2 separate regions of the Mus musculus genome follow, and region 1 is linked to region 2. Evidence: chromatin contacts called from ENCODE Hi-C or POLR2A ChIA-PET data. All regions are on one chromosome and are shown on one strand. The core of a region is the stretch at or near the end of the contact, and the rest is flanking DNA. Distances in the headings are between cores, read along the strand shown.

The links. A loop is a pair of places that touch in the nucleus more often than their neighbours do. ChIA-PET counts read pairs that join two places held with the same protein, here RNA polymerase II (POLR2A).
Region 1: a map of heart shows a loop between it and region 2 (6-fold over the local background). The contact joins the promoter of Gtpbp10 here to the promoter of Cldn12 in region 2. A Hi-C loop is called at or near these places in 13 of 37 maps with a recorded cell type or tissue (T-helper 1 cell, adrenal gland, gastrocnemius and 2 more). POLR2A ChIA-PET finds 5 or more read pairs at or near these places in 3 of 5 experiments (Patski and embryonic stem cell).

Annotation. Positions count from the first base shown.
Region 1 is chr5:5,558,110-5,560,809 of GRCm38, forward strand. Gtpbp10 (GTP-binding protein 10 (putative)) reads right to left here and starts at 1,432. Exons shown (of 10, transcript NM_153116.2): 1 at 1,324-1,432. The coding sequence starts at 1,356.
Region 2 is chr5:5,513,546-5,516,245 of GRCm38, forward strand. Cldn12 (claudin 12) reads right to left here and starts at 1,431. Exons shown (of 4, transcript NM_022890.2): 1 at 1,220-1,431.

The DNA.
Region 1 (2,700 bases), core at 182-2,681, 45 kb after region 2:
ACTCCTTTCCAGGACCTCTGTCCTCTTAGAATCTTGACTGTGAACTCCAAATGGTCTTTCAGGGTCTCATCATTCCTTCTTAATGCATCCGCCACCATGAGCCAAGAGCATCTCTTTCCCCCTTAAGTGAACCCGATGTCTATGTCTCTCTTTACTCAGAAACAGTCGTGACTTTGGGTTTTTACTGCTTCTGAAATAATAAAGTTTACAGTGCTGGATTCAAAGCCCTCACCGGATCTCACCGGGACAGCTGTCATTTGTTGGAGCCTTCCTGTTCTTTTCTGAGCTGCCCACTCTCCCTGCCACTCTATTCATGCTTTCTCCTCTGTTTAGATTATCATTTGTTCTTTCTATCATAAACCCATTTTCTGGTGTCAGTTTCAATGTATCCTCAAATACAACTAAACTATGGCTTATGGTTGTATGATCTGAGGCCTCCTTGGCCCATCACTCTCACTGACTGGCTTTTCAGGCTTCCTCGGACACTGGATTATATCCTCTGGTACTTTCCATTTAGTTTCCCTCACTAGGTAGGTAACTTCTTATAAAGCCAGTGTGTCATAATCCCAGGCTTTCAAATTACAGAGCAATCGTTTAAATTAATATTCACGTTTTTGGTAATCTGCAGTACTTTTGGGTATCAAAAAAATCTGTGGGTTTAAAAAAAAACAAAAACAAACTGAAGGTTGACCACCCTGAGATATTCCTGGTAAGGGCTTTTAAAGCTGTGTTCAGTATGTGACTTTTTCTTTATTTTCTAGATTTGTCATATTTATTAAGGACTCTCATTTATAATGGCTGTTCCTAACAACAGCTTATGTACATGACCTCTAGCTTTCACACACCGTTGCCAGTTAAGCTCACTGAGATTCTTTTTTAATTGAGCGGTTGGTTGCAGATTGTTATAAAAGTGGATTTTAAGACAGGCACTACATAAAAATTGACGTAAAATCTCTATATGAGGCACAGCAAACACACATTCTGACTTCCAGAAAAGTCTTCAGAAAGATATCAAAAGCAGTGTAAAGGAGGAGAAATGTATAAAAGCAGGTTATGGACTCTCTTTTAAACAATGAGAACCAAACCAAACAAACAAACAAGCCGGCACGTGCACCGCAATGCCGGGTCTAAACCGCAGGCAGGTCCCCAATTATCCTCTCACGTGCTTTGGGAACAATACAGGAATTCCCTAAAGCTGGACCCCAAACGGCCATCAGCGTGTCACTGAGACACAATCTTCTCCCAGGAGACGGGAACCGAGGAACGACAACCCAGGAGGAGAGCGGCGAAGACACCAAAGCTGGGGAGACCCCCGTCACGAACCTTTCTCAACAAAGCGCAACCGCAGCGCACCATGAGCTCCAAGGGGCAGGACTCCCGCCCGCAGAATCCGGACAAACTTCGGTCGGGCGCGCGTACTGACGTCACTACTGGTCGCAGAGGTGACGTCTCAGCGGATCCGCGCCTGCGTGCTGCATCGCGCTCGAGGAAGGTGGGCGTGTGCTTTGGACGCCTCTGGGTGCAGGAAGGAGAGTGCAGAGCCCAGATTCGTCTAAGTTGTGTGCAAGGGGAAGCAGGGCTCCGGGCAGGAGTCTCTGGAGTTGACGCTTTGAACGCTATGCGCTGGAGACTGGCCTGCCTCACAAACATTTTTATGGTAGCTGAAGAACCTGAGGTGCCAGGATTTTCTCACGATGAAAGACCCCTCCAACAGACACACTTGTACAAAACACCGAGAGCTCTAAAAGACTGCTGGATGATGGCTTGAGCAATTTTTCTAGCCAAGGCTTAAACTTCAGGAACCAGTCACTTAAAACTTGTAGCACAGAAGTATTGAAAGAAGTGTGACGATCTAGATTTTTACAAAGGATGATGTGTGCAGTGGAGGCAAACAGAAACCCCAACCTGGACTCAGCCGAGAGTTTTCACCTTTCATTTGAAGGCTGTCCTTGTGAGAACACGAGAGATTACATTCCAGCTTGGAGAGGAAGCTTCAGAAAAAGATCACTGAATGGCAGGCCCATTTCGCCAATCTTTCTGCCAAGTCTTTAAGTGAAAAAGGCACACGAGCGTACTAGAGGGGTCTCCCTTCACTGCTCATTTATTATTTTCTATCATTAGAATTATTAGGTTTAGAATCCTTGGCGAAATGTGACTCAGTCATGGTCACTGGCCAGGGCAGTGCAGCTGAGAGTAACCTTAAGGAATTGTTATGTTCCGTTTTTCAGTATGAGGTTGATTTAAAGTTAGTTACAGATAGCCCGAGGTCCTGCGCCTCTAAGGCCGCTTTCCTAGCTGGAACCTGGCAAAGGCTAGTCTTGAAACTCTGAAAATTGCAGTTACGGGCATTCTGCTACATGCCTGAGTCCTAGACTAGAAAACAGGACTCCAATTCATTTAGATAAGGTTCTGCATCCTAAACAATAGGATGGGGAATTTGGGAAAGGAGCGAGTCCTATTTGGAAGTACACAGTGTGGAAACTACTGCTCAGTCTAGATTAGTTTACTGTTCCTGGACTTTGAAGCTGTCATTTTCATTTAGATGTTTGGTTGGTTGGTTCTAGCCTCTGTAGATTAACATTAAATATTGACCCAAATGTCAGATGTTAGCCTCAATAAATATACTTACTATTTTAAAAACCAGAATATTAAGTTGCTGTTATCATACTTTTCCTGTTAAATCTAGAAAATGTGCTGCCA
Region 2 (2,700 bases), core at 181-2,680:
TCTTATATTCACTATTAGATATGAGCCTCAAAGGAAAATAACTCTTATTTTGTGATTTGAAAGTTCGGGATAATTAAGGCTAAAATTAAAAATCACAAATCACTTTACTGGGTTAGAAATCTAAGAAAAAAATTAATAGATTTATTTTTCAAGATCTAGTTCCTGCCTACCGTGTCATAAGGAGCACGGTGAAAGAAAGCACCATGCAGTTGCCTTGGAATGAAAAGAAATGCACTGTTTTCTAAAATGTTTAAAAGACGGTATTTACCATAAAACCAGACAAAACTAATCTGCTCTGTACAACCTAAAATTTGCAACTAGTATGTCCTTTTTAGTTTATGTTGTGTGGTATCTATCGTCCTTGGCTCAACCTGCCATTTGGTATGTTTTCATATCTCTAAAGAGGAGTGACTTCCTGTTGGAATACTAGTTAACTCAAACAGGTAGGATGAGTGAAAAACTCATAAACGCCTGGCAGCTTCCTGGATCCAGGCGTTTATCGCTGGCCCTATTACAGTAATTATGCAGGATGTGGCCTGGGTGCTGATTTCCATCGAGGTTCCCCACCTCCCATCTACGATTCTTGAGTTGTTATCAATCAAGATTGTTGCTTCGAAGTCAGAAGGGCTCGTTTTACAATCAATGACCCCAATCGGACCCCTGGGCAACCTTTGCCATGAGGTCACCTGGCATAGCAGTTCTGCAGTGAAGACTAGCCCCTTCGCAGAGCAGGGCAGTGTCGAGGGACAGCAGCAGCCAGATCGGCACGTCCGGGTGGGAGCCGCGTCCTCAGGAGACCCCGAGCGGCCGAGCCTGGCAAAGGGGGGGCGGCTGCGCCCAGCCAATGGCGTGAGCCCTCCCCGGGCGCACGCTCGCCGCTCGCCCACCCCTGCCCGGTGCGTGGGGAGAGCGAGCAGGTCAGCGTTACACAACCAGCGCCGTCAGCCGCTGGGTCCAAAATAGCAGCCAGCTCGCAGCTCGCAGCTCGCACCCCCGCCCGCCCCCAGCCCTCGGCTGCCCCGGCAACGCGGCTCCACACTCCTCGGAGGGGACGAAAACGTTGTAAACGCGGTACCAAATACCTCCTCGGCCACTTTTCCACGTCCACCCATGTGGGCAACCTTTCAAATGCCGACTCGCCGCCGCTTCGCCGTTTCACGCAACACCTTCAACTACTTGCAAAAGACTCGGAAACGGGAGCGTCCCTGACCACACCTACCGGCTCCTCACGGCTCGGGCATCCCGCTCACCCACTCCGAGCCGCGGCTCCTTGGTCTCCCTCCGCTGCCGCGGAAGTGCGTTCTGGCGAAGCCGCCCCGGAGGCTTCAGGGAACCAGTCAGGCTCTCCCCTGGCTCCGCTCGGGAATACCTTGGCTGCCGGGAACTACAGTTCCTAGCATCCATCGGGCCGCTGGCCGCGGGCCAATTCCTGAGACCACCTCCTTCTTCCGGGTCCCGCCTCCCTCGTTTCCTCTTGCACCTTATTAGGGATAGGTTTACGGCTTGCTTTAGAATGCTCTCAATCACACGCATGAGGGACAAATTTGAGATTCGTTTGGTTACTCAATCAAAAGTTGTTCATTAAGTGCAAAAAAAAAAAAAAAAAGGTCTAACTCCATAGCCACACAAATTTACAAGGGGCACTTTGCTTGTTACTTCTGGGGTTAACTATAGGCAAAAGATACCCTACTGCAGCAAAATTCCATACATAAAACTAATTATTAAGTATTCTAATTTGACTCTTCTACACATCAGCTATCCTCTCTCGTCTTCTCTGATATGTGCATCCTGTGCAGATAAATATGTCAAAGGACTCATACACAGTATTTAAGTTAAAAAGAGCAAAAATGATGCCTGTGAATTCCAGTTGATTCCATCGCACTATATACATACACACAAATAGAGAAACAAAAACTGTCGATGTTGACAACTCTTTTCTTTAATTATCTTTTTTTTTTCTTATTCACTTTATATCCTGAACACTGCCCCTATCCCCATCAACCCCCTCTCCTGAGTCGGGGAGCCCTCTCGACCCCCCAACCCTGGCACTTCAATTCTCTGTGAGGCTAGGCACTTCCTCTCCCACTGAGGCCAGACAAGGCTGCCCAGCCAGGTACGTAGCCCAAGTACAGGCAACAGCTTTGAGGTAGCTCCTACACCAGTTGTTTGGGGCCCACATATGAGCTGGAAGGCCTAGGTCCAGCCTGTGTTTGTTCTTTGGTTGGTGGTTCAGACTCTGAGAGCCCCAAGGGTCCAGGTTAGTTAACTCCATTGGTCTTCCTGTGGAGTTCCTATCTCCTTCAGGGCACAGCAATCCTTCCTCCTATTCTCCAGTAAGAGTCCCCAAGCTCTGGAGACTGTTTGGCTGTGGGTGTCTGCGTCTGTCTGAGTCAGCTTCTGATTGGAGTCTCTCAGAGAGCAACCATGCTAGGCTCCTGTCTGCAAACATAACAGAGTATCATTAATAGTGTCAGGGATTGTTGCTTGCCTATGGGATGGTCTTTGCTCCATCACCTGTGCCTGCATTCCTTGTAGACAAGATAAATTTTGGGTTGAAAGTTTTATGTGTGGATCGGTGTCTCTATCACTCCACCAGGGTTCCTGTCTCGCTACAGGAAGTAAGCTCTTCAGATTCCAAATCTCCATTGCTGTCACAGCTAAGGTCACCCCCATAGAATTCTTGGGCGCCTCCCATATCCC